Regions from separate parts of the Mus musculus genome. Here region 2 is linked to region 1. A link is a loop called in an ENCODE intact Hi-C map of the cell type or tissue named here. Cell type or tissue: gastrocnemius. All regions are shown on one strand. Each heading gives the region's core, and the rest is flanking DNA. Links, peaks and the distances in the headings are about the cores only.

Region 1 (14,871 bases), core at 4,226-9,225:
TACTCAAATTTATAGAGGAATTTTAATCCAGCAATATGGTTGCTTGGACAAGAAATTGCATCCAAAGATATGATGTGGCTGGAATGCAAACACACGCTGGTTTACAGTAGGAAGATCTGGCTAGAATACAGACACACCCTTAGTACACACCTTCCATCCCTAACAATGAAGATAAGGTTGGTTTGTAAAAGGAAAGAGCTATGTTTGAAAGTGACATCTAATTGAGGGGCAGACAGAGTGACAAATCAGAGAAAGATTTGACAGAGTCAGAGATAAGATACGCCCGACTCACAGGAGAACAGCAGAGGAAGAGAGGCCACTTAGGAGCAGTGAAGGGGCAGAGAGCGATGATGGGAGATGGGTGGTGTGTGTATTTGACGGTTTTACCAGGAAAATTTTACAGGGACAGGTTAACAAAGAGAACAAACCAGACACAGCTGAAGACAGAGCAAACCAGAGAATTCGAAGGAGCCAGAAGACTAGAACACACTGCCAATGTTAGTATGAAGCCAGGCAGAGCAATTCAGTCAGAAGCTAAGAGAAGACAGATGTAACCAGTCATCTTGGATGATTAGCTTGTATGGAGGCTAGAAGCCTTCGGCCTACGGATAGTTAGAACAGAGACGGAAACTCTCTGAGCTCAGCCCAGGCACCTATTCACACAGCTCTCACTTATTTCCATAGAATTGAAAGCAAAGAAGCAGACCAGAAATACATGTGTTTCTTTCTCCCTTCCTTCTATCTCCTTTCTCCTTTTCTTTCCTAAACAAACCCCTCACCTAAAAAAGTGACTATTGCATAGTCTCTGATATTTTTTCCCCAGTGACTTGAAGGGAAATAACCTGTGTTCATAGCCAACTGATAGTATATCATCTTACACAGTTCTCCAGACAGTCTTGACAGGTTCCATTATCCTGCCCCTTTTCATAGATGAAGTGACTTAGGACACAAAGAGATCAGGTAATGTGCTCAGATCGGGTAATAACGCATGTCAGTGGTTTCTCAACGATGAGATTGGAACCCAAGGATAGCAGTTTCCTATGACAAAGACCATGTGCTACTTCCTGCCAGGTAAAGTGTATCCCCAGGGTTTCCCACCACACAAAGCATGCAGAAGGCTTGGTCACCAAGACAGTGGACCAGAGTTTCAGAACATCTGGCATTGGGATAAATCCAAAACCATCCTTTAAACAGCACTTACTTTCACCCCAAATTGTCCCACTGCTTGTCTGCTGAGATGTAATTACATTATGCTGTTCTTTGGTTTAGTGTAACATTTAAAACTCATTCTGGCAGGATTGACAACGAGAAAAATCAGAATAAACATTTGGAGTGTACAAAGGAGCTCTGCTGCATTCATTTCTACATGTCAATCCCAGGAAAATTCAGAGATTTGGGAATTCTAAGAGATTTTTGCAAAAGGCAGTTTCGTCTGTTCTTTGCATGGCAGATCACCAGTTACAGGATTCCATGGGAGAGTTATTCAATGGAGTGAGCTTGTAGAGAGAAGAAATCATGGGTCCTGGGTTTTGTTGTTGTTAAAGATAAAATGTTAGAAAATAGTCCCTTTCTCCATCCATCCTTAGAATTACACTTTCCAGCGAAGTCTAGTTCCCTTTCCTGGCAGATATAATCCTAATTAAAAATAAATTACATGCGGTACAGAAATTGAAATGGAAAAGATAATCCTATTACATATGAGACTATATCCTGATTTTTTTTTTCTTTCCGGCTAAACTGTGGGAGATAGCGGATCAGGCTGAGCCCCCCATTGTCGCTGCTTTGAAAACTTTCCTAGAGCCCTAATCCATCACGTGATGCCTGTGTCAATCCGGAGGTCTGCACGCGAGCTTCACAATGCAGGCATTAGACGCGGTGACAGAAACCCAGCTCCGCCGAGCCGGCGACATTTGCATCTCGAGAAAACGCGGCCATTGTGGAGCTGTGTTTGTTCTCAGGATTGCGCGAGACAGTTGCGGGCAAAGTTGCTAAAACCGAGAGAAAGGGGCTCCTTTGAGACCTTTTGGCATGGTAACCAGGCGATCAGGGCAGCTTTTGTGGGTGGATCCGCACGGGGTGGGGGGTGGACTTGCCCCCTCCCATCCCTTTGCGGTCGCCTTCCCCGACTTTCCTCCAGACCTCGCCCCCCTAGACATTTCTTTTCCTCCGGGAGTTGCAGTGACCGCTAACACGCTGCTTTAAATCGTCTTTCCATTATCTGGCGAATGCGGGCGGCCAGCGGGAGCTCCCTGCTCGCGTGCCTTCACACCTGGACCTACAGCCCTGCCAGTCCCGGGAACACTGGCTGCACAGTGCTCCTAGCAGTCCTTCCCCAGCCTGACGATCCACCCCCGACTTCCCCCCACCCCACCCCCCACCCCTCTTTGCTGCCAAGGCTCCTCCTCGGTGGACAATAGTCTTCAAACCTAGGGCTTACCTCCCCAACCGTTTCTGCCGCGGCTGGGCTTCTTGTTTGCCCTTTCTTGCCCTTTTGCTTTTTCCAAGCACTTGCCTTTGGGGGGTGTGGGAGGGAAGAGAGAGAAGGTGACAGGAAGTGCACTTAGCATCCTGCTGAGCTCCCTCGGTGAAACCTGGAATCTCAGGTTGGAGTTCAGCTCCCAGACACTGAGCTGTGAGAGAGTGTGTATTACAGAACCGTGGTCAAATCCCACCTCATGTTCCCTCCAGGTCCAGGCCAACACATTCTCTGCCTTGATAGCACAGTGCCAGAGACAACGAAGGTTCCCAGGTTGGCTGCTGTCCATCACTAAGGTTCCGAACCTGTTTGGGTGTGGGTCTGAGAGAGGCCATAAAGGAAGAGGGAGTGAGCCTGGAAAAGCCAAGAGTCAAGTGTGGGTCCAGGTCAGGGTGGTCTGGGGTTCGAAAAAAGACTGAGCATTCATACAATATTTATCTCTCCACCCAGGGTGAGAGCCAAAACCTAAAATGGCACTAGACAGAGAGAGAGAGAGAGAGAGAGAGAGACAGAGAGAGACAGAGACAGAGAGAGAGACGGAGAGAGAGAAAGACAGAGAGACAGGGAGAATAGAAATTAAGGTTCTGTAGGAGTGTTGCCTTTCTAATGTCTCAGTGGCTTCAGACATCTGGCCTCACTGCCTGCAAATACCAGCACTGGAAGGTGGAAAAGATGAAGGGAGCCCCCAAACTACCCACTGCCCCTCCTCAACCCCATAAAGATTTTTATTTAATGGCTCAGAATGCATTTCCTGCAATCCCAAACATCCCCTATCCCCTCCAGTGCACTGTCCACCCAGTCCTACCTCTCAGGTATTCTCCCTACTCGGGGCAAACCCCTGCTCCTCTTCTGAAAGCGGTCCAAATGAGTCTGAAGGGAAGAGACCTGCAAAAGGCCCTTACAGAAGGAACATGGTCCAGATTCCGAAGAATAGAGGCCCAATGCAACATGCTTAGCAAACTCATTGTCTTTATTTCTCCAAGTGTGTGACTTGTGTTTGTAACTCTCCCTTCTTCCTGTGTATTTACATCGCCTGTTCAATAGAGTCCTTCGGTAAGAATCAATAAGAATCAGTCTTGTTCCAGGTTGGCACAACCTGTCCTTCAGCTCCGGGAGTGGAGATACCTGGATACCTACGGAGGCATCTCGAGGACCCCAGCCAGGGAAAGTGGTAATGCTGAAGTTCTACGGTTTCATAGGCAGATGGCTAAGTTACCCCAGGTTCCTGCCAGGTTTCAACGTCACGCTGTGATTTTGTTCTTCTGGAACAGGGCGAGTGTTGCTTCCAGAGAGGCCCTATTAGAACAGAAAGCAAATCCTCTAAATAGGCGGAACAAGGCATCAGGAGGAAAACGATCTCTAAATGCACTTTAGTAGGAACCCGGTATTGTGTGGGATTCAGCGCCCATCACCGTTTAGCCTGAGAGTTATGGCACGGATTGAGGGTGAATAGAGAGGCATAATGGAGACATGTGGCGTTTGCTCATTATATTCAAGTTAGCCCAACTCTACTGTGGAAACTGTTCAACTTTCTCTCCCCCTCTAGCTTGTCATAGTGAAATAATACAGACATCGGGGCCTCCAATGGGATCGCCTGCCACGCCATTCTATTTCCACTACTAACGAGGGCTTCATAAGCCTTTGATACAGTCTGATCTTTGAAACCTTTCCAAATCTCCTCAAGCTTATGCTAAATCCTATTTGGAACTTTATTTTTCCTTGCCTGCTAGCACCTAGGGCTTAAGGAAGCCATTTGAACAGTGACATGCATACTAACGTGTATCGCAGGGCTCTTTTCTGAAAGGCAAGTGGCACCGGTGCTCACACGAGCAAAACACAATTGCGTACACAAATGTGAATAAAATCAGTTTTGCTCTACCCTTCACTCTTCTTCATCGACAGGTTATTCCCCACACCGGTGGGAAGCTGAGGGAGGAGGCGAACAGAGAGCCTCGCTCCCCAGAGCAAGTTTTGAAGCCTTTAAAATGCAAAATAAAGGGGCGGATGGGGGGTAGGATGTGAGACCCGGAGCTTCTGAAGAGAAACCCAGCTTGTTCGGGCTTAGTACCCGCAGCGGCGGGCAGAAGAGACCGGGTGCCTGGCACCCAATTTCCAAAAATCATCAGCTTCGTTTACTTCAGAGCCCAGTGCTAACTCATTGCAAGCAAGGTGCTAACAGAAAATGGGAGCAGGAGTTTTTAAAACAAAGGAAAGATTCCCTCATTTTCCTTCCCTGTTTTCTCCTCTAAGCCTTTCCACATTAAAGGGATTGTCGGTGGTTGGCGGAGGAGCGGCGCTGTGGCTAAGCGACCATTGGCTGGCCCCTTCCAGTGATTTGCATATCGGCAGCTATAAAGACGGAGGCGGCGCTCGCCAGCGCAGCTCCAGCCCAGGGAAAGGAGGCGGAGGCGCCGAGTGAGGGTGGGTCTGCGCGTCCTCCGAGCCAGCCCGAGCCGGAGCTGCAGCTTTTCCCGCACGGGGCTCGCAGAGCCTGGGACTCACGCTCCGATCTGCACGCCGGGGAAGACTCTTTAGGTTAGCCTTTCGGAATAGCAGTTGGGGATTGGCGATATGAGTCCTGCGAAGCGCTGGGGCAGCCCTTGCCTTTTCCCCTTGCAGCTATTTAGTCTCTGCTGGGTGCTCTCAGTGGCCCAGAGCAAGACAGTCCGATACAGCACGTTCGAAGAGGATGCCCCTGGCACAGTCATCGGAACCCTTGCAGAAGACCTGCACATGAAAGTGTCTGGAGACACAAGCTTCCGCCTGATGAAGCAATTCAACAGCTCTCTGCTCCGGGTACGCGAGGGCGACGGGCAGCTGACCGTCGGGGATGCGGGCCTGGACCGTGAGCGTCTGTGTGGCCCGTCCCCACAGTGCGTGCTGGCCTTCGATGTTGTCAGCTTCTCGCAGGAACAGTTCCGCCTGGTGCACGTGGAGGTGGAGGTGAGGGATGTAAACGACCACGCGCCCCGCTTTCCCCGAGCCCAGATCCCGGTGGAGGTCTCAGAGAGCGCTCCGGTAGGCACACGCATCCCCCTGGAGGTGCCCGTGGACGAGGACGTGGGTGCCAACGGGCTGCAGAGTGTACGCCTAGCCGAGCCTCACAGCCCCTTCCGCGTGGAGCTGCAGACGCGCGCGGACGGTGCCCAGTGTGCGGACCTGGTGCTGCTACAGGAGTTGGACCGCGAGAGCCAGGCCTCCTACAGCCTGGAGCTGGTGGCTCAGGATGGCGGGCGACCGCCGCGTTCCGCCACAGCAGCCCTCAGCGTGCGTGTGCTAGATGCCAATGACCACAGCCCGGCCTTCCCACAGGGTGCCGTGGCAGAGGTGGAATTGGCCGAGGACGCACCTGTGGGATCGCTGCTGCTCGACCTGGACGCTGCCGATCCCGACGAAGGTCCCAACGGCGACGTTGTGTTCACCTTCGGCGCCCGCACCCCTCCCGAAGCCCGCCACCTCTTCCGGCTCGACCCGCGCTCTGGCCGCCTCACCTTGGCTGGGCAGGTGGACTACGAGCGCCAGGACACCTACGAGCTGGACGTGCGGGCTCAAGACCGAGGTCCAGGGCCCCGGACAGCCACCTGCAAGGTTATCGTGCGCATCCGAGACGTCAACGACAACGCTCCTGAAATTTCTATCACTCCTCTGGCCGCCCCGGGGGCTCCAGCCACCTCGCCCTTCGCCGCCGCCGCCGCTGCCGCCGCACTCGGAGGAGCGGACGCGGCCTCGTCGACTGGGTCCGGGACACAGGAAGCCGGTATCACCTCGCTGGTGCCAGAGGGGGCGGCGCGCGAGAGTCTAGTGGCGCTGGTCAGCACCTCGGACAGGGACTCGGGCGCCAACGGGCAGGTGCGCTGCGCCCTCTACGGGCACGAGCACTTTAGGCTGCAGCCGGCCTATGCTGGCAGCTACCTGGTGGTGACCGCTGCATCTCTGGACCGGGAGCGCATCGCGGAGTACAACCTGACGCTGGTGGCCGAAGACCGTGGCACACCCCCTCTTCGCACCGTCAGGCCCTACACCGTGCGAGTGGGGGACGAGAACGACAACGCACCGATCTTCACCAAGCCAGTCTATGAGGTGTCGGTCCGCGAAAACAACCCTCCAGGCGCCTACCTGGCCACAGTGGCAGCCCGCGACCCTGACGTGGGTCGCAACGGTCAAGTCACCTACCGCCTGGTAGAGGCCGAAGTGGGCCGCTCTGGGGAAGCCGTGTCCACTTACGTCTCAGTAGACCCGGCTACCGGAGCCATCTACGCTCTCCGTAGTTTTGACTATGAGACTCTGCGCCAGCTTGACGTGCGTGTCCAGGCCAGCGACGGCGGTTCCCCTCAGCTTTCCAGCAATGCTCTGGTGCAAGTGCGGGTGCTGGACCAGAATGATCATTCTCCGATCCTTGTGCATCCGGCGCCGGCTAATGGCTCCCTAGAAGTAGCGGTCCCTGGACGTTCCACCAAGGACACAGCTGTGGCGCGCATCCAGGCCCGGGATGCTGACGAAGGAGCCAACGGGGAACTGGCCTTTGATCTGCTGCAGCAGGAGCCACGCGAGGCCTTCTCCATAGGCCGCCACACGGGGGAGATCATGCTTACTGGAGACCTCTCGCAGGAGCCTCCTGGCCGCGTGTTCAAGGCCCTGCTGGTCATATCCGACGGCGGCCGTCCCCCTCTCACCACCACTGCAACCGTCAGTTTCGTGGTAACAGCCGGGGGCGGGTCAGCTGTGCCTGCCAGCTCCGGGAGCCCAGAGCACTCCCGGCCACCCGGCTCTCGCCTCGCGCCGTCGGGGCCTTCGCTGCAGTGGGACACGCCGCTGATCGTCATCATCGTGTTAGCCGGGAGCTGCACGCTGCTGCTTGCAGCCATCATCGCCATCGCCACCACCTGCAACCGCCGCAAGAAGGAGGTGCGCAAAGGGGGGGCCCTCCGGGAAGAGCGGCCCGGGGCGGCGGGCGGCGGAGCCTCGGCCCCTGGCTCCCCGGATGAAACCGCCAGGGGAACTGGGCCCAGGCCCAACATGTTCGACGTGCTCACCTTCCCTGGCAGCGGCAAAGCGCCCTTTGGCAGCCCCGCGGCCGACGCGCCCCCGCCCGCGGTCGCCGCGGCCGAAGTGCCGGGCTCGGAGGGCGGCAGCGCCACTGGGGAAAGCGCCTGTCACTTCGAGGGGCAGCAGCGGCTCCGAGGCGCGCACGCCGAGGTGAGGCCTTCCTTCGGCTGGGCGCCCCCCTCCGTGCTCTGCGGACAGGCTGGGAGAAGGGAAACCGGAGGGGTAAGGGTGGGCTCTCACAGGGAGATGTTTAACCTGTCGCACTTGCTTTTTTGTGTCCTGTCCAACCCTCACACCTTCCCCCCTCCCCCATTCCCTGCTGCAGCCTTACGGTGCCTCTCCAGGCTTCGGGAAGGAGCCTGCTGCGCCCCCTGTTGCAGTCTGGAAGGGTCATTCATTCAACACCATCTCGGGCCGAGAAGCTGAGAAGTTCAGTGGGAAAGACAGCGGCAAAGGAGACAGTGATTTCAATGACAGTGACTCGGACATCAGCGGGGACGCTTTGAAAAAAGACCTCATCAACCACATGCAGAGTGGTAAGGATGCTTCTCCCCAGGCCAGTCCGGTGGTCCACCCTCCCTTGCCAACTTCTTGCCTGCTCAAAACCTCTGTTCCCAGTCCCTCTCCTTCATCCCTCTCTTCAATACTCCAGTCCCAGCCGGACCCCATTCCCTTTAAATGCGATGCTAGCCGTGGAAGGAGGGTATTCTATTCATCGTTTTGTGTTGTTGTTGTTGCTGCTGCTGCTGCTCTCCCAGCAAAGGAGCTACACTTTGCATTATGTCAAGTTATCTTCATGGAAAGCATGTGCCATCCTCTCCAGCTGCCCTGACCCCGTTGACATTGTGCAGCCTTAGAATACTAACCTCAGGAATTTCTTTTCTTCCCCCCCCCCCCAGGACTGTGGGCGTGTACTGCTGAGTGCAAGATCCTAGGTCATTCTGATCGCTGCTGGAGCCCATCCTGTGCCGGACCCAACGTACACCCCCCTCCTCACCCACCAGCCCAGATGTCAACCTTCTGTAAGAGCACGTCCCTGCCTCGGGATCCTCTGCGCAGGGACAATTACTATCAGGCCCAGCTCCCCAAGACAGTAGGGTTGCAGAGCGTCTATGAGAAAGTACTGCATAGAGACTATGACAGGACAGTCACTTTACTCTCCCCTCCCCGTCCAGGAAGGCTCCCAGACCTGCAGGAGATTGGAGTACCCCTCTATGAATCCCCTCCTGGTAGCAGATACGTGTCCCCGAAGAAGGGAATCAATGAAAATGTGTAATCTTATCCTGCATGTCTTCACACACATATACAGGTCACCCTGACACGTCCCTAAGTTATTGACCGGTTTCAGTGTTGTATATATAAATATGCAAGATGTGCCTTAAAATGAAGTTGTTGGAAGCTATTTCCAATCACATTGGTACTGTTTGGTATTTGCAAACAAAAAAAATGTAGTTAATGTAATTTTTATGAAATGTGTGCAGTATTTAATTTTTCTTATCATGCTATTGGCTTTAATTTCATTTGTGGCTTGCAATTTTCTTAGTGTTTTTAACCTGTACATTGTGTAATGTAATGTTTGTATATACTGAAATTTTGTTATATTTTTATATATTAAAAGCTAAGTGGAAGTTACTGCCAAAGGAATTGTCTGTAAGACAAAAAACAAAATGTGTTGGAATTGCTCATTGGGATTTTATCTTTCACCAGAAACAACCTAATGTTTGAGAAGTTTTTGCCTTGCCAAGTCTAACAACTTGTAGATCTTGAGTCTGTGGTAGATTTCAAGTTACTGTTATTTAATTACATTCGGTTCTCTGTAAGCTCTGTCACTTATAAGCACAGTAATAAAGGATTCGTCATGTATTTGAAGAATCTGCTAATTGCTTCTCATAGAGTTGCCTGAAGTCAGATATTCACAAATAATTTCAGTACCAGAATTAAACCTCCTTTCAAGAGCTAATTATTCGGGCATTGTTGGTGCTTCTGGGGACACCAAGCCTGTGGGATTTGGGGTATTGCAAAATCTTGCCCAACAACTAAAAACATTTGTTGACTTTGTAAAAATATTTATGACTCCGTATGCATCTGCTGCTATGCAAAGTTCCTGCCCTCTCTTACCCCTTCCACAAACAGCTATTGAGCATTTACTAAAAAGTGGGGGAAGGCTATATTTGAGCCGTTCATCCACGAATTAAGCAAACATTTGTAGAGATTTTACCAGAGCCCAGTAATTCCTTCAGGAGCTGGGGCTTGAGGTAAAGATGATCCAAAACTGCTTATTAAGATGGTGTACCGAAAAGATACACAAATAGGATGGAGACAGAGTACAGTGCTGGGATGCTTTCTCTGACTGAGTTTGAGTCCCCTGCACTGCAGGGGGGAAAAAAGGATGAGGGAACATATACATTGAAGATGAAGTGACACATATCTGGGATTTGCTTTAACATGTTCCAAAACAAAAGAAAACAAAACCACGGAACTGTATGAAAACAAGATTGATAAACTATTACTGATAATCGTCAATGGTGGTATGGGCACACGTGGGTATGAAGAGGGTCGCTTTGGAAGGTTTAAAACAGCCATTGAGTCAGACCTGGTGGCACTCACCTCTCATCCCAGTACTTGGAAGATGGAGGCAGAAGATCAGGAGTTCAAGGCCAGCCTGGGCTACATGCCTTCAAAATGCAAAAGATAAAAAAAAAAAAAATGAGCCCATCTAGGTCAAAGCCTTGTGTGCATTCCATTTAAAATTAAAATGAAGATAATAATGAGATTTGGCATTTCCTGAGGAAGCTTTTCTATATGCAAAGCTCTTTACAGAGAGTTCTGTGAGAATTAAATTCTCTTCTACCTCCATGCCATAGGAACTATGGCTAACTCTATTTTTGCAAATAAGAGACTGAAGCATAAGCAAGTTAGACAAAGCATTGCTCATCATACAGCTAATAAGAATCCAGGGTGAGAGTGAACTCAGATCGCTCAACAAAGGGAAGCGATGAGGGGGAAAGCTTGTAGAATGTTTATTGATGTGAAAGAAACAAAGTTAGGAGGAAGGGTCCAATGTCTTGCCTTTACTGCTTGATTATTATTTAGCTCTTTATATTTGTAAGCGTCTGTGTTCCTTTATTACTAATTATAGAGTGAAACACACTAATGAATAGAGCATCCCTCAAAGCTGCCTGTTGAAGTCATAATTGAAGGCATTGTTAGCTCCAAGCTGAACAGCAGGTCAGGCACATGGTGCTTCACCACCCACTGCCTGTGCAAAGTTCAGCGGTTTCTGCCAGCAACTGAGCTGTGCATGCACCTGACAGGCTGGCTGCCCAGCTCTCAGGGTCTAAAAGCAAACACCGATGTTTGTCAGTTACCAACCATCTCCCTAGCCAGGAAAACTCAGCTCTAGAAGATAGCTCGCCAGGTAGATATCCCATAATAATGGAGCTTTATTCTTGGTCCGTCCTATCAAGGGCAGAGCAGAAGATTCTAGAAGCAGACTGTCTCTGTATTTGCTGATTGGAGCATTCAAAACAGAAACAATGAGGGCCGGCAAGATGGCTCAGTGGATAGAGAGGCTTGCCACCAAATCTGAGTTTGATCCCAATCCCCATCTCATCTGATGAAGAGATCTGACTCCTGAAAGTTGCTGTGTGACCCCCACCATCACCATATGCAACCTAACATGTCTATGCGCCAACACACAAAACCCATCGGTAAGTATAACTTTTAAATTTTCAAAAGAAAAGAGTAGAAACATCATTTTATTTTGAAATGTGCAGGTTATTTTTATTTCTCCAAAAATTTGAGATTCAAAAACTCTATAAATTTTATTATCGTATTCTTTCCTTGAGAAAGGACTGTTTAGAAGACCATGTTTTTACAAAGCAAACATGCAACTAAAATGATTTAGATTGAAAAGAAGAAAAGGATCTATTCTAAGGGCCAGCAAGAGGATGGTTTTTCTCTAGAAATGTCTACTAAATGTAACTAAAATGACATTTTAAAGGGAATGTATTGTTTTGTTGTGTTAAATGAGATAATATATGTGCAGAACATTCATCACAAAGCCTGGTCTGGAGTGATGTCCCACTACACACTGCCTGTCCTACTTCCTCTTGGCTGTATCCTTTGGAACAAGACTCTTCTGTTACTCTCAACCCAACCCAACCCACAAAGGAAGAGGTAGACCTAGGGCATCCCGCCTTGCTGTGACTCAGTTTTGCTCATCACCAAGTAGACCAGAGGACCCCCCCCCCTCACCCCTGTATAACCAACAGTTTATAAACAAGTATGGCTGAAGCAAACGTCAAATACAAACTCACAAACCTTTCAGGTTGTGCCTGGAACTGAAATATCTCTCTGAAGGTGGAAGCTTGCTGACAGTGAGCACCAGGACAGGCAATGGCCCTGGGGGAAGAAGGTCGCCATGAAAGAAAGCTAAACCAGACATTACCTCTTTGATATCTTTGTTTGTGGATCCATTGGCATGGGTGTCCTAAACTTCTTCCTATAATAAAATACCCATCAAAGAAACCACTTCTGAAAATTAAAATGTAAGTGGTTTCAACATCTATTGAAAAATGCATTCTGAAATAGAGCAAAAACAGGATGCATGTCTCCAAATGCAAAGATATATGCCTATGGAGATTATATATATATATATATATATATATATATATATATATATATATATAATCAGGATGAGTTCTGTGCTATAATTAGCTAACTATCTGGCTTATTGCACTTGGCAAATATAAGCTCTTATCATCTAAAAATTCCATTTTAGAAAGCAAGCATATTCACTTTAGTACTGAACTCAGCAACAACAGTATAATTGGAATGCAGTAAGTTTTGAGAGCAAACCGAAGCAGAGTAAGGCGATACTCGATGGACCGCTGGGCTCGGCAACAACTCAGAAGAGACCTCAAAATGCCATCCTGATTTTTCAATAGCTTTGCAGTAACTCAAAGAGTATTTATTGTTCCCTTTCCTCACTGGAAGACAAACTGCAATGGAACTCACCAACAGAATCAAAACCAACTTATAAGTGAACAGCAGACAAGAGGAGGCACCAAGCCATCTTACCAGTTCAACCCTCATGTTAAATCCGCTCCTTCAGCGGGGGAGGGGGCTTCACTTATTATCAGAATTAAGACTCCTTCCACAAAACCTCCTTAATTTTTTTCAACATGTCAAACTGAAACCTGAACAGTATAACACAGAAATAGGAAAAAAAAAAACAAACAAACAAACAAACAAAAAAACCCACTTGCTAACCCAACCTGTCTGGATTGCCCACACCTCAGCATATCCAAATGAAAATCCTCTCCTCTGCTCTGACACCATTCATCCCAAATTACCCCCACAGCCTTTGCATAAAACTCAGTAAATGGAAGTGCTAACTCAAAGCTATCCACATTGTTTTCATACCTCTCTTTTGATTTTTTAAAGGTTTTAGACATGGGTTCTGTGCTTTAATTATTACCTTCCCATCCCTCTCCCTCCCAACTCCAGCTCCTCCTGTGTCTCCCACACTCCCTCTAGAATTTATGACCTTTTTGCCCCTTCTTCTGCTGTATTTGCTATGTATATGCAAGTATATGCATATCTAAATACAACCTGCTGAGCCCATTAAGTGTGTGCCTGTGTATATGGGTTTAGGGCTGGCCACTTGGGATTGAAAAGCCTGACAGGGGGCTGATCCGTAGAAAAGACTAATTTGCCTTCCCTTGCCAGCCATTTATTTCTGGTAGCTATTCTGGTAATAGCCCCCTATTTCTTGCTCCTATTATCCAATCTCCCTTTTTAAAATTACATTTATTTGTTTGTTTTATATGTGTGCATGTGCACACCACAGCACACATATGGAGACTGGAGGACAGCTTTCAGGAATCTGCTCTCTCTTCCCACCATGTTGGTCCCTGGGGATTAAATTAAGGTTGTTGTCTGGCTTACTGGCAAGCACCTTTTACCAGCTGAGCCACCTTATTGGTCCTAATAACCAATCTCTCATCAAGACCTACTGGTTCTACCTTATAAAACGTATTTAATTATCCTGTTGCTCTGCTATGGAAGATACAATGATCTACCCGTATCCTTGCTGCTGATGTCTGAGTCCATATCAGATGCTGTTGTCTCTTTCAGTTGAGCTTTGATGGTGTCAAGATTTAGACACCCATCACTGTAAGCTTAAGAAATGCCCCTCTCCTGGGCATATATCCAGAAGATGTCCTAACCGGTAAGAAGGACACATGCTCCACTATGTTCATAGCAGCCTTATTTATAATAGCCAGAAGCTGGAAAGAACCCAGATGCCCCTCAATAGAGGAATGGATACAAAAAATGTGGTACATTTACACAATGGAGTACTACTCAGCTATTAAAAGGAATGAATTTATGAAATTCCTAGGCAAATGGTTGGACCTGAAGGGCATCCTCCTGAGTGAGGTAACACAATCACAAAAGAACTCAAATGATATGTACTCACTGATAAGTGGATATTAGCCCAGAAACTTAGTACCCGAGATATAAGATACAATTTGCAAAACACATGAAACTGAAGAAGAACGAAGACCAAAGTGTGGACACTTTGCCCCTTCTTAACTATTTTTTTAATACTTTTATTAGGTATTTTCCTCATTTACATTTCCAATGCTATCCCAAAAGTCCCCCATACCCTCCCCCCCACTCCCCTACCTACCCATTCCCACTTTTTGGCCCTGGCGTTCCCCTATACTGGGACATATAAAGTTTGCGTGTCCAATGGGCCTTTCTTTCCAGTGATGGCCGACTAGGCCATCTTTTGATACATATGCAGCTAGAGTCAAGAGCTCCGGGGTACTGGTTAGTTCATAATGTTGTTGCACCTACAGGGTTGCAGATCTCTTTAGCTCCTTGGATACTTTTTCTAGCTCCTCCATTGGGGGCCCTGTGGTCCATCCAATAGCTGACTGTGAGCTAGGCCGGGGCCTAGCAAACACAGAAGTGGATGCCCATTGGACACGCAAACTTTATATGTTCCAGTATAGGGGAACGCCAGGGCCAAAATGTGGGAATGGGTGGGTAGGAGAGTGGGGGGGGGGGGAGGGTATGGGAGACTTTTGGGATAGCATTGGAAATGTAATTGAGGAAAATACGTAATAAAAAAAATATAAAAAAAAAAAAGAAATGCCTAGAGCTTCAGATTCCACCTGGAGTTTGTCCAGTCTGTGCACAGAGCAGCCTAAACACACTGGGAGATTTAAAGCTTGCAAGATCAACCCCAGTCAATGAGACAAGAGACTAGCAGGAATACCCCAGCCTTCCCATCCCTTGGGAGAACCCCATTTTGACCTGTGTTCTAAAAGTTCCCC
Region 2 (14,871 bases), core at 5,264-10,263, 290 kb before region 1:
AAATAAAGAGACAAGAGAAATGCTTCTTTTTTTTTTTTCCAATCCTTCTCAGCAGTGGAGAGATTTAGAAAGTCTATAAAAATGTTTCCTCTCAGTAGTGCTGGTTTTAGTCCTATTCAAAGCATAAAAGGAGCATGGACCTCCAGAAGTCTTTGAGTCACACAAATTATCAGAAATGGTAGAAGCTAATACACACACACTCACACACACACATACACACACGTACATATATATGTATATATGGTAAAGTAATATATATATATGGTAATATACAGATATATCCATATATATATATATATATATACATATATATATATATATATATATATGATAAGTAAGGTAGAGTAAGGTAGGGAGCTCCACTGGGCAGATCCAAATTCAACATGAACCGAAGGTCTCTCAATGTCATAAGCCTAAGGAACAGATTTTCTCAATCCTATGAGTGTTTTGTGGGGCTATAGAAGCATCACAAGAACTGCATTAGGCAAGACCCACCCCCACGCCTGCACTCCCACTCCGGTGAGACGCTGCATCGAGCAACCCTCTCAGAAGTAGAGGAAGATGTCATGGAGAGAAAGAAGTGAGAGATACTGTCTGGGAAGATGCAGACAACCACTGTAAGAGCTATGGGTGATTTCATCTCATCCTTCTTGTTCCCCTGACACTAAACATCTAGTGTAAAAGGTCATCTTCCAAAGTTAAGCTAGTAAATGACATGTGTTCTAAATAACTCCAAAACAGATAAGGATTATGTGGCTATTTGAGGAACTTTGGGCAGTTACAGAGACCCATGAATATCAGGGCACAGTTTTTCAACCAAGAAATATGCTTGATTGCTTAGATCAGGGTTTAAAATATTCTCTAGGAGCTGAGAAGTATATTCTAAGAGGTAATTAGAATGGGTTGAAATACAGGGCTATAAATGGGGGACTGGCACAATTTTATAAGAAACAGATCATAACTCAACATTCTAATGACTTTTTCTCTGGAGAAGGTCAGCAAAGCTATTAACTAGGGAAGGGGGCATACGGAGTTCTCCATCCCCAAATGTGACTGAACTTTGAACAAAGTACCTCGGTCAGGATTCTTTCTTTAATTATCTGGGCTGACTGCCTTTTTTCCAACTACAAATGCTGAGAGAGCTAAATGGGCAGTTGGGCTTCCCTGTGCCCTTCTGCTCTTCACTAGTTCTCTTCCCCCAAAAGGAACAAGAATAAAGATGCTGACATGTTGATTTTGTGTAGGCATCGTAGCCAAAAATAGACTCATTCTTGCAAAAAATTAAAGTCCCCCCAGACCCAGGTAGAATTTTCTACACTGAAAATAAGAGATAAGGTTTACCAGTGGTATCCCCAATCAGCATGGTCCCTGTCATAAGAGCTGGTCAAATGCACCAGCGTGTGTAATGTGGCCACCATAGAGTTTCAAAGATGAGTCCCACTTCATCTTCTGCACATCTTGAATCACATTTACTTCCCCATTGCTGCCTAGTATTGTTAGTACATATATCCACTATATACCCACACACATTAGGTTTAATTTATGGTTAGAGAATTGCTTTTGTTTCCCTGAACCCCTATCGTTTGAGCTTCAATGGATTCCCTAGAGCTTCTACAATAAACTTTTTTTTTTTAATTAAAAAAATTGTGACCTAGAAAGGTATGGTTGTGAACCTTTGTAATCCTGGCACTTGACAGGCTGAGACAGGAAAACTGAGAGATGGAGGGCAGCTGGAGATACAGAATGAAGCCCTACCTAGGACAAAACAGCTACAGACTAGAAGTTTGGAAGGTCTTGATCGTCTTCTGGACTCTACTAGTCATCAGTTGGCCTTGGGGGAAGTGGGTGATCAGGATTTTTTTCTCTACACAACTTTAACGTCTCTAGACAAGCAGCGTCTGCTCTGTTCTTTGGTCCCTCTTGGGTTCACTTTAGACTTAACTCCTATAGTGCTTGAGGATGTAGCCCACGTGATGGAGTTTAGCATGTGTGAGACTCTGCATTTGATCCCCAGCATTAGGTAATGGATTTTTGTTTAAAGCTCTTGTTGCTCCCAGCTTTCAGAAATTGTAAGATTAATGATTAGTGTCATCTGACTTAGCTCTTTAGAGCAATGGTACTCCTAGCCTGCAACACCTTGGTCAAGGAGCTCACTCCCATATCCTGCTTCAGAGTCATCTCAGGTCCCTCTGTTTCCTGACCCCCCTGTCCATGGACACTATGGGTCATACTCTGATGATGATTCTTTATAACCAAGATATTAATACATTTTCATAATTACTCGTCAAAGATATTTATCACCGAATGCCAGAAGAATGCTTTTCAAGCCTCCTGCCGTTAAGCATGCTAAAGGTTAAGGTCTCCAGTAAACTGTGATTAGGAAAAAAAAATCAACGAAATAACTGTATAATCACGAGCTATATTTAGCAAGCTAGATTTGCACAGTCACCTGGCATTTCTGCCCTGCAGCCTTCTTCAACACCTCAGGAAGTCTCCTGGCCAGGACAGGATACTTTGCCAGCCCAGCACCTGGAGTACAGCTACAAGCCCAAAATATCTCACCATTTCCCACAATAAAAGGGAATCCAATGAGGAGGAAGGGAGAGGGAGAGACAGAGGTGGGAGGGGGAGGGGAGACGTAGAGAGGAAGAGGGAGGGGGAGGGGAGATCAGAGAGGGGGTGGGGAGGCAGAGGGAGGGGAGAGGGGGAGGGAGAGAAGAAAGAAATAAAGAAAAAATGTACTATAAAATGGTTTAGATGACATAGTACGAGTTCATAAAGCAAAACTGTTATTATATAAACTTGAAGCCAGTCTTGTTTGTCCCTTCCAATTGGTGTGAGATACAGACCGGCTCTTTCCATTATGCAGGACCCAGTACCAAGCACTTGAGGATGGCAGAGAAGTTGTGGCCTTTTCTCTCTCTTGTTTGTCTGTCTCCATTAGTTCCCTTTTTTAAACTTCTAATGTCACTCTGTTCTTTGCCCCCACAAATAGGATACTTGTTAGGAAGACTGCCATTCATAACTTAGGGTACTCTGACAAAATAATAGCTAATGCTGATTGCAAAAGATGGAGTAGGAACTGTATACAGTGCACCGTGTGTATTAATTCAAGTCTCAAAAGAAAATCTGAGGTGGAGAGAGGGGAAGAAAGGTCCATGCCTATCACACAGCCAGTAAGAACCCATTACTCTGAACCATTTTCAGGAGTCTGGAGTAGTGTGAATGTTGAGTCCAGCCCTTTAGAAGCATCTATAGATTCTGTCTATACTTCAACTGCCCCTCTGCAACTAGCAGAAGAAAGAAAGAAAAATGGACCAACTGGTCTTCAGAGAGAGGGAAGCTGAGAGAGAAACTCACTAGAATTGTCAACCTCTTTTCTACACTTTTTTCAATTACACCCTGAGAGAGGAGTGAGGGCTGTAGACAGAGCTGATTTCCATTACGTCAGCACTAGCTACCCTCAGTCTCGTGAGTAGAATGTCTTGGTGGGAACGTCACTGAATATAGAGGTTCAGAGCTCAGACAGAACTGGGACAACTGAAAATAGAGCAACAGCCCAGGTATCAGTTTCCCTAATCGCCAAAGCCCTTCTCACATCTAATTTACACAGTGCAGTATTCCCTGGAAAGAAAGGGTGGACAGGGGAAGACTTATAGCACAACCTGAAGTAATCTGGCAGCCTATTACCATCTCTGACTGTCAGCTCTTTTTGCCCAAAGCAGAGAGAGGTCCCCCAAGGGAAGCAGACACGCTATGGAGGACTGGGACTCGTATCTTCAGCTCCGTCAGGCAAGCCTAAAATATGTTTAAGGGTAAATGGAAAAAAGATGAATCTGTGAAAACGTCCTTCCAGCAAGCACAAACCATTTGGATATCCATTTCCTCGCTTGTCTTCAAAATCCCTTAATTTAGTTGTGCATTGTACGCCTTCGGTCTGTGTGCCTATCTAATCGAGTGGAAGGCTTAAGAAGGTCTACAAACTGGGGTACGTGTGTGTGTGTGTGTGTGTGTGTGTGTGTGTGTGTGTGTGTATGAGACAGAGAGAGAGAGAGAGAAAGAGAGAGAGAGAGAGAGAATATGATTCATGCTAGAAGCCAGTTGGAGAGTTCATTCATATATATATACATGTGTGTGTGTCTAAGTAACAGGGTTTCTTTCTCTTTTCTTCCTCCCTCCCCCTTTCCCTCTCTAGCTCCTTTTTCTTCCTTCCTTCCTCCCTCCCTCCCTCCCTTTCTCCTCCCCCTTCCTTCCTGTCCTTGACAGGGTCTCATTCAAACTCACAATGCTCTTCCCTCTGCTGGGATTGCATCACACTCAGCTCTGAACTGTTTTCCATAGAGCAGAGGATCAATGCCCTCCTCACAGTTTGCATCCTGACTCAGCATAATCTTATTTGGGGCAGCCTCAGACTCTTGACAGAGCACAGTGGTCAATAGGAAAATCCTGGAGCTTATCTGTCACACTGGGCTTTCAACCCAGTTCTCTAAGTAACAAGCTGTGGGGTTTCTGGGGGCATCCTAGGCAACCTCTACCTGGTGTAACATCTGTAAAGTGTAACATCTGTAACCTGGTGTAACATCTGTAAAGTGTGAATGATCGTACTTGTGCCTACAGATTGGGGTTCTTCTAAGTGTGAAGTGCCAGCAAAAGTTCCATGACTCAGGTGACAGCAGATGCTGGCGAGGATGTGGAGAAAGAGGAACACTCCTCCATTGCTGGTGGGACTGCAAGCTTGTACAACCACTCTGGTAATCAGTTTGGTGGTTCCTCAGAAAATTGGACATAGTTCTACCAGAAGATCTAGCAATACCTCTACTGGGCAAATACCCAGAAGATGCTCCAACATGTAATTAGGACACATGCTCCACTATGTTCATAGCAGCCTTATTTATAATAGCCAGAAGCTGGAAAGAACCCAGATATCCCTCAACAGAGGAATAGACACAGAAAATGTGGTACATTTACACAATGGAGTACTACTCAGCTATTAAAAACAATGAGTCTATGAAATTCTTGGGCAAATGGATGGATCTGGAGGGTATCATCTTGAGTGAGGTAACCCAATTACAAAAGAACACACATGATATGTACTCACTGATAAGTGGATATTAGCCCAGAATCTCAGAATCCTTCTTAGAAGGGGGAACAAAATACCCATGGAAGGAGTTATAGAAACAAAGTTCAGAGCAGAGTCTGAAAGAATGACCATCCAGAGACTGCCCCACTTGGGGATCCACCCCATAAGCAACCACCAAACCCAGACACTATGGCAGATGCCAACAAGAGCTTGCTGACAGGAGCCTGATATAGCTGTCTTCTGAAGGCCTTTGCCAGTGTGTCGCGCCCGCTCTCGACCAGCAAGAACGACGCGACCACCAGTCCTTCTAACAGCAGTTTATTCAGTCCTGATTCTTCTTGTTTATATCTCCCCCGAACCCTGAGCCTCTCACTCCTTTTATACTCTCTCTCATCCACGCACCGCAGGCCACGCCCCCTCGCCAGTCACGAGGCTTTAGCTAATCAGGGCAGCAGGGGCAAATCTCCACCAAATTGGATTCACCTGTATCCTGGTACACCTGCGCAGCACTCAAGATGTTTGTGTCTTATATGAGGAAGTCAGGTGCAAGTCATATGACTTAGCTGCAGTCCCTGGCGCCTTTGGGACTGCCGCCACACCCGCTCCCCACACCAGTGCCTGGCAAATACAGAAGTGGATGCTCACAATCATCCACTGGACAGAGCACAAGGTTCCCAATGAAGGAGCTAGAGAAAATACCCAAGGAGCTGAAGGGGTCTGAAGCCCCATAGGAGGAACATCAATGAGAACTAACCAGTACTCCCAGAGATCCTTGGAACTAAACCACCAACCAAAGAAAACACATGGTGGAACATGTGGCTCTAGCTGTATATGTAGCTAAGGATGGCCTAGTAGGTCATAAATGGGAGGCGAGGCCCTAGGTCCTGGGAAGGTTCTATGCCCCAGTATAGGGGAAGGCCAGGACTGGGAATGGGAGTAGGTGGGTTGGGGAGCAGGGCAAGGGGGGAGGGTTAGGGGTTTTTCGGAGAGAAAACTAGGAAAGGGGATAACATTTGAAATGTAAATAAAGAAAATATCTAATAAAAAAAAATCAACTAACCAAAGACTGGTGCTATTAGCAGTTGATGGCTAACAATAAAAGAAAAGTTCCATGAATGCTAGCTGTTAGCTTTCTATAGCTACAGAGGGGCCTACCAAGCTGTTCCTACCCCCAGCTCAGTCCTAATTCTGCTTCTTCTTGGGTTCCCACAAGAGGCCCCAAATGCTGGCATTGCAGAATGCAGACACCCAGTTAAAATGGAAGACTTGCAGGCATCCTAGCTGCTGACAGTCAGAAGTTACAAGGTCCCTGGGAGAGACTGGCACTTCGTTAGGCTTTCTTGCTGGTATAACTGAAAATGGAAAAAGTTGCCCGGAGCATCTTGTGATCAGAACACATATTCTTCATTCATTCGCCACACATTCATTAAGCACATTTTAAAAATAATAGCCAACATTGCATAAACATTTCCCGAGTAAATGCTGTGCTAAGTGCTTTCCATTCCCCCTTCATTCACATCAGCGCTGGAAGGCAGGTAATGCCATTCTTTAGGTTTGTGCACAAGAAGGAAGGGGAACACGCCTTGGGTCATACAATAAACAGCACAGCTACAATTCAACCCTGGCGAAACTCAGCTTTTCAATACTCTGCCATTTTCCTGTGTCAAAGAACTTAGCCTCCAGATCCATGCAGACAGAAGAGTCAAGGTAGCCTGTGGCATCGTGCCCTCTCCCTTATCTGTGAAGCTGGAGGATCTCCATCTCATCTGCTTTCTCACTGACTCATGGGAAAATCCCCAGGCTTTAGTCCACACATTGAATCCAGAAGAGAATAACGTTGGTAAAGCATTGCTATTTAAATACACAAACTCTAGCGTGCATCATAGACTCTGCATGCAACCCCCCTGTTTGCTCTCAGCCACCACAGTCAGACAGAAGGTAGAAAGAGAGAGTACCTTGTTTTCAAGCTATTCAGATGTAATTGTGCTAAAGATTGTCTGGGGCGTGCCTGTCTCAGGCATTTGTAACATTTTGGGCTGTTTCAAGGAAAGACTTTTTTTTTTTCTTTTAAGAGATGAATTAAATCATTTGTTTGTTATTATTAGCAGTGAGCATTTTATCAATTGAATAATAAAGCTACACAAGAAGTAAAGATAATGTAATTACAGAATATTCAGGAGGTCTCTAAAATTATTCATATTGACACCACATTAAATATGTAGCTCCTTAGCACCCCTCACCACTAAACACACAAAGACACACACACACACACACACACACACACAGAGAGAGAGAGAGAGAGAGAGAGAGAGAGAGAGAGAGAGAGAGAGAAACACAAGGATACCTTGCTTGGTGATTTATCTATATATTCTCATTCAAACTCAATGAAAGTTATGTTGCTAGTACTCCATGCAGTGCTTTGAAAACTTGTATTAAAGACAAAACAACAAACAAACAAAGAAAAACAAAGAAACAAGCCATAGAGCAAATCTTCTGCTTAAAAGCATTTTTAATGCAGAGGGTCCCCTGAACCCAATGTTGGTCAGTCTCTTAACCTCCTAAGGATAGCATGGAAGGTGCAGTAGGCACTATGACTCACAGTGTCCATGCTGGAGAATGAAACTGCTCCCTGCCCTTCTCAGAGAGCACAAGGCATCTCTGCCCTCTCCCAGGCTGCTGGGATGTGAGTAGGCAGTATCTGCCCAGGCTCTGCCCTCTGGAGCCCACTCCTTACCAGCAGCTCTGTCAAAACCACTCTTCACCAGTGGTTAAACAGCAGTGTTGGCAGTAGCAGCATCCTGGAGAAGAGCAACTGTAGCTCTGTTGGTAAAGTGCTTACTATGAAAAGCATGAAGACCTGAGATCAATTCCAGAAACCATGTAAAAAAAAAAGTTAGGCATGACTACACACTTTAATCACAGTGTTGCTATAGTGGAAATAGATTTAGCCTTGTGGCTCATTGGCCTGCCAGACTAGCCTACTCAATATGCTTCAGGACCAGGAAGGAGGAGGAGGAGGAGGAGGAGGAGGAGGAAGAAGAGAGAGAGAGAGAGAGAGAGAGAGAGAGAGAGAGAGAGAGAGAGAGAGAGAACATGAGTGCAAACTACAAATGGCACCTGAGGAATGACACCTGAACTTCTCCTCTGGCCTCCATACATGGCACATATAAGGGCATACACACTCATACACAAATGTACACACATCCCTTACCCACTACACCACTGACAGGTGGCAAGCTGAGAGCATAAAATATGCCAGTTGCTGTATTAGGGCCACTTTTGAGACTTTGTTTTTTACAATTTTGCATCTACCAGATGGTGGAAAGAGAACTAACATATTAGGACTATTGCGAGATGAAAGGCACAGAGGTCTTTGGTAAATACTCAGTGTAAGACTCAGCTCACATTGACTACATATTCTGTATTTCGTCTTCTTTTCCTAGTGGAGTTAAGCTTTGAAATGACCAGCGGAAGAGCATAGGCAGTAGCAGCTGTCTGGAAAGGGTGGAACTGAAGGAAGAGTGAGATGTGACCCGGAGGATCAGCACGTGGCTCACCCAAAGCTAGCAATAGGAAGGAAAATTTGTGCAAGCTAAGTGGGTGTTGGTCTTCCTTGTGAGACTGTTGTCCCTACTGTTCATAGGGCCTCCTCTCTATCAGGTCCTTGTAACAAAGCAGAGACCTAGCCATGATGTCTCTTGACAATTATACTAATAAGTCAGAAGTCAAAAAATAAATAACATAAGGGCTGAAAAGGTGTCTGAGCATTTAATAGCACTTCCTGCTCTTCCAGAAGACGGAATTTGGTTCCCAGCACCCACACTGGGCAGTTCATAACTGCCTGTAACTCCAGCTCCAGAGAATCTAGAACTTTCTTCTGAAAACATTGCACTCATGTACACAAACTCATGCACAGACAACACACAGACACAATTTTTTTAGTTAAATAAAATAGTGAAAAATCAAGACACCTGATTTACACAATGCATTTTCTCCATCTTCAGAAGGTGGTACCCTAGGAGAGTATTGTCCTCACTTGCTGCCCTTGAGCCTCCAGATGGATATACCATTAAGCCCCTGCCAACTCAGAGAACTCTCCTGAATCTCCATACCAGAGATGGTCAAGCCCGCCAGCTCGCAGCACATATCATCCATCACTGTTCCTCCTCAGTGAGGGGAGACTTAGTTTCCATACAGATATCAACTACTAGTCAATCAAAGTTGAAACAGTGTGGGATTCAAGATCTGGATTCCTCATTTAGTCCTGACAACTCAGGAAACTTTCCTGAATCTACATAATAAAGATGGTCAAGCCTAGTCTATATGCTGCCATACTTCCCTGCTCTATTTACAGCAGACAGCATTAGCCACCCAAACTTCCCCTCCCCAGTGAGGAAAGACCTAGTTTCCTACTCAGATATCAACTACCAATCAGTCAAAGTTGAACCATCGTGTGATTCATGATCTGGATTATTCAGTCATTATCCAAGAAGCTGAAGTGCACAGAAGGGCAGACATTCCTTTGCCTGCCTGCCAAGAACCCAACCTCTGAGCTTTGATTTATCCCCAGAGCCACTTGTGTCAAGAGAGATGGCATGTGCCACAGAGGTGTTTTTCTATACTTATCAACTCAAGATTACACATTTATGTGAAAGCCAATAAGAGATGGACCCTCATCTCCAGGCTCTCCAGGAGTTACCATGGCACAAGTTAAAGATGGGTGTCTTCTTCATGCTGACATAATTCTACTCTGACGTCATCCTCACTAGAAACATAGAAAAAAATGCAAACCACTAGCTGAGTTATTTGTAAGACTGGGATGTCACTAAGTTAGCAGAGTGCTTACCCAGCATGCAAAAAGCCCTGGACTAGATCCTCAACACTACATAAACCAGATGCTAACACATGCCTATAACCCCAGCACTCTAGAGGTAGAAGCAGAGAGATCAGAAGTTCAAGATCATAATTGATTATGGATCAAGTTCAAGACCAGCCTAGGATACCTGAGACCCTATCTTTAACAGAAAACAAAAAAATAAGGCTTATGTTGTGCTTCTTACTTTTTTTCCACAAAGTTCCACAAAGAGAAACATTTTTGTCCCTCAAACTAACCAACTCCTGTCTATGAATATGAAGATTTTTCTGGTTGGGATACAGTCCTATCAAGGTCCAGAAGATAGAGGAAAGAGTTCTTTCTGACTTTGTTCCCCACTTTCCGCTAGAAGGGAAACACTAATTAGTAATAATTCATGTCACTAAGATTGACACCAGCTCTGAGATGTGTGTATCCTTTTACAAATAACAGGACTAGGCTTCAGAGAGATTAAAATCCTTTGCCGAAGTCACACAGTTAGTAATGGACTTGAATCAAAGGGTAGAATGTTATCGCTTTTAATTCCAAACTCTTGTTGTCCATGTGACAAATCCTGCAAAGTCATGTTCAAAGCTAGGCTGGCCTAAACCAAGACTGTATTGTCCCATTCTTGCCCTTAGGACATACAAGTAAATGTTTGATCCCTAAAAGGCAACAATCACATTGCTTATATAATAAAGTTTTGTGGAACAGAAACAACTGAGTGTTGGGTTCTCAATGACCCAGGAAGATGAGCTTGATATAGTATCAATATATATTCATATATATTCTCTCAGACCCCAAATTGATGCTGAAAAACAGACAAATGACAGCAATGGCTTTGGCCCATTTCTCCAAGGTAGTTAAATCTAACTACAACAAATCCATCAGTATGTTTGTGAATACCACCTCTTCCTTTCACTTGCATGTGTCTCAGCCACTGTCAAAAATCTCTAGACGTGCTGCAGTAGCGTAACTTAGGCCCCTCCTTCACTGTGTTCCAGAATCTGCTCCATATAGCCACCCAACTCCCTCTGTGAAAGGTACAATAACTTTTCATCGCTCGTTGGAATAAAGTCTGGCTGCTGCTGCTGCTTATAGAATTCTACCCTGTGGGCTTCTGACTTCTCTCCTCATCTTTAATTTACCCATTTTTAAAATCCATTTTATGTATGTTTATTCATACCGAACATTTACTTGGAGAAGCGCATATTTTTCTTGTGTTATTTTTATAACCTAGCATCTATAGAACTGCCTGGTTTATACTCACTGCTCAAAACTGTCTGTTGACTTTATAAATGAACATTATCTGTAACACGTAAATGAACATAAACTCCCTCCCAACATTGCTTTCTGGATGGCTTGGTTTGAAGAACGTGAGGGGTGTAATAGCCTAGAAACAAGTCTTGGATCAGGCATTCCATTGCTGTTTCCATTAACAGCATGAGCCTAGAAAGATCCTCAGTCTCAGGTTCCTTATGTATGAGTGTTGACTGCATCATGGACAGATAAGTTGATGCCATTCACACATCAAATGGCATTGGATGACTATTGTATACCAGGCACTGTCCTTGGCACTGATTGTGACAACCTCAATGAGATACATTCCCTGCCTAGGGCTTAACTCAGGATGAAAAGAGTATATAAATAAGTCACAACTGTCTACTGTGTGGTCCAAAAGAAAGCCAACGGAAAGACAAGATGACACAATGGAGCAAGAAGTCAGCTCATCTGAGGTATGGAATGGACACTATTCTTGAACTAGTTGTGATGATCAATAGGCTATCCCCGCACAGTAGGGTCATGCTAGTGTGTGGACCATGCAAAAGTGTGGCAGTGAATATGCATGGAATAGGAAGTTGTTCAACATCACTGGTTATAAAGTATGAAGTGGAAATGGGGTTGGACAGGCATCCTTGTCCATGAAGTGTAAAACTTTATGCTAGGCTAAGGAGTCCCGTAAGAAAAGGGCTTTAACCAGTAGCCAACATCAAAGTAAATGGTGAGAAGCTGGAAGCAATCCCACTAAAATCAGGGACTAGACAAGGCTGTCCACTTTCTCCCTACCTATTCAACATTGTACTTGAAGTCCTAGCCAGAGCAATTACACAACAAAAGGAGATCAAGGGGATAAAAATTGGAAAGGAAGAAGTCAAAATATCACTTTTTGCAGATGATATGATAGTATATATATAAGTGACCCTAAAAATTCCACCAGAGAACTCCTAAGCCTGATAAACAGCTTCAGTGAAGTAGCTGGATATAAAATTAACTCACACAAGTCAATAGCCTTTCTGTACACAAAGGATAAACAGGCTGAGAAAGAAATTAGGGAAACAACACCTTTCTCAATAGTCACAAATAATATAAAATATCTTGGCGTGACTCTAACTAAGGAAGTGAAAGATCTGTATAATAAGAACTTCAAGTCTCTGAAGAAAGAAATTAAAGAAGATCTCAGAAGATGGAAAAATCTCCCATGCTCATGGATTGGCAGGATCAACAATGTAAAAATGGCTATCTTGCCAAAAGCAATCTACAGATTCAATGCAATCCCCATCAAAATTCCAACTCAATTCTTCAACAAATTAGAAAGAGCAATCTGCAAATTCATTTGGAATAACAAAAAACCTAGGATAGCAAAAACTCTTCTCAAAGATAAAAGAACCTCTGGTGGAATCACCATGCCTGACCTAAAGCTTTACTACAGAGCAATTGTGATAAAAACTGCATGGTACTGGTATAATGACAGACAAGTAGACCAATGGAATAGAATTGAAGACCCAGAAATGAACCCACACACCTATGGTCACTTGATCTTTGACAAGGGAGCTAAAACCATCCAGTGGAAAAAAGACAGCATTTTCAAAAAATGGTGCTGGCACAACTGGTGGTTATCATGTAGAAAAATGCGAATTGATCCATTCCTATCTCCTTGTACTAAGGTCAAATCTAAGTGTATTAAGGAACTCCACATAAAACCAGAGACACTGGAATTTATAGAGGAGAAAGTGGGGAAAAGCCTCGAAGATATGGGTACAGGGAAAAAATTCCTGAATAGAACAGCAATAGCTTGTGCTGTAAGATCGAGAATCGATAAATGGGACCTCATAACGTTGCAAAGCTTCTGCAAGGCAAAAGACACCGTCAATAGGACAAAAAGACCACCAACAGATTGGGAAAGGATCTTTACCTATCCTAAATCAGGGGACTAATATCTAATATATATAAGGAACTCAAGAAGGTGGACTCCAGAAAATCAAATAACCCCATTAAAAATGGGGCTCAGAGCTGAACAAAGAATTCTCACCTAAGGATTACCGAATGGCAGAGAAGCACCTGAAAAAAATGTTCAACATCCTTAATCATCAGGGAAATGCAAATCAAAACAACCCTGAGATTCTACCTCACACCAGTCAGAATGGCTAAGATGAAAATTTCAGGTGACAGCAAATGCTGGCGAGGATGTGGAGAAAGAGGAACACTCCTCCATTGTTGGTGGGATTGCAAGCTTTTACAACCACTCTGGAAATCAGTCTGGCGGTTCCTCAGAAAATTGGACATAGTACTACCGGAGGATCCAGCAATACCTCTCCTGGGCATATATCCAGAAGATGCCCCAACGGGTAAGAAGGACACATGCTCCACTATGTTCATAGCAGCCTTATTTATAATAGCCAGAAGCTAGAAAGAACCCAGATGCCCCTCAACAGAGGAATGGATACAAAAAAATGTGGTACATTTACACAATGGAGTACTACTCAGCTATTAAAAAGAATGAATTTATGAAATTCCTAGGCAAATGGATGGACCTGGAGGGCATCATCCTGAGTGATGTAACACATTCACAAAGGAACTCACACAATATGTACTCATTGATAAGTGGATATTAGCCCAGAAACTTAGGATACCCAAAATATAAGATACAATTTGCTAAACGCATGAAACTCAGAAGAACGAAGACCAAAGTGTGGACACTTTGCCCCTTCTTAGAATTGGGAACAAAACACCCATGGAAGGAGTTACAGAGACAAAGTTTGGAGCTGTGACAAAAGGATGGACCATCTAGAGACTGCCATATCTGGGGATCCATCCCATAATCAGCTTCCAAACGCTGACACCATTGCATACACTAACAAGATTTTGCTGAAAGGACCCTGATATAGCTGTCTCTTGTGAGACTATGCCGGGGCCTAGCAAACAGAAGTGGATGCTCACAGTCAGCTATTGGATGGATAACATGGCCCCCAATGGAGGAGCTAGAGAAAGTACCCAAGGAGCTAAAGGGATCTGCAACCCTATAGGGGGAACAACATTATGAACTAACCAGTACCCCGGAGCTCTTGACTCTAGCTGCATATGTATCCTAGTCGGCCATCAATGGAAAGAGAGGCCCATTGGACTTGCAAACTTTATATGTCCCAGTACAGGGGAATGCCAGGGCCAAAAAGTGGGAGTAGGTGGTTAGGGTAATGGGGGGGAGGGTATGGGGGACTTTTGGGATAGCATTGGAAATGTAAATGAGGAAAATACCTAAAAAAAATATTAAAAAAAAAAAAAGAAAAGGGCTTTAAATGAAGTCAAACCAAAGAGTGTCCTTCAGGGAAAAAAAAAAATCATTCTAAGAGTTGCCTGGAGGGTGGCATAGGAGAAAACAGCAGAAATAATCAGAGAGTAAACTGTGACAATAATATGGACAAGCAGGCTTCATTTAGTCTCTGAGAGATGGCAACATAGAGCTCGTAGGACCATTGAGGACTGTGGGGTGCCTTCATTTCAAAACAGCTGGACATTCCAGGCATAGGTCACTAAAAAATAACATTTTCTATGTTGTTTATTCACCTTGTCACTGATAAATAACAGCATATTGAAAGAGGTATTTAGGAACAAATATTCAAAATCTGCTTCTAAACCCTAGAGTCTATTCCCTGTGCGAACA

Evidence for each region. Hi-C counts contacts between places; a loop is a spot of excess contacts. Peaks named below come from ENCODE experiments on the same cell type or tissue, not always from the same donor. Only the 100,000 strongest peaks of a DNase experiment are listed, where the experiment ranks them.
Region 2: it touches region 1 in a loop (2.1-fold over the local background); 2 of 42 quality-filtered maps call a loop at or near these places.

The regions. Positions count from the first base shown.
Region 1 is chr14:79,761,298-79,776,168 of GRCm38, reverse strand. It overlaps Pcdh8 (protocadherin 8), which reads left to right and starts at 4,857. Exons shown (of 3, transcript NM_021543.4): 1 at 4,857-7,672; 2 at 7,848-8,058; 3 at 8,422-9,397. The coding sequence starts at 5,048. The coding sequence ends at 8,798. It overlaps Gm9748 (predicted gene 9748), which reads right to left and starts at 6,261. Exons shown (of 2, transcript NR_154550.1): 1 at 5,968-6,261; 2 at 3,427-3,772. In gastrocnemius, for the core only: a CTCF peak has its summit at 6,336 (motif pointing left); DNase peaks (open chromatin) are centred at 5,901, 6,302, 7,007, 7,505 and 2 more places; H3K4me3 peaks cover 1,249 bases.
Region 2 is chr14:80,048,105-80,062,975 of GRCm38, reverse strand. No RefSeq gene overlaps it. Among named protein-coding and RNA genes, the nearest start is that of Olfm4, 55 kb to the right of the region's middle. In gastrocnemius, for the core only: no CTCF peak of the experiment used is centred there; no DNase peak of the experiment used is centred there.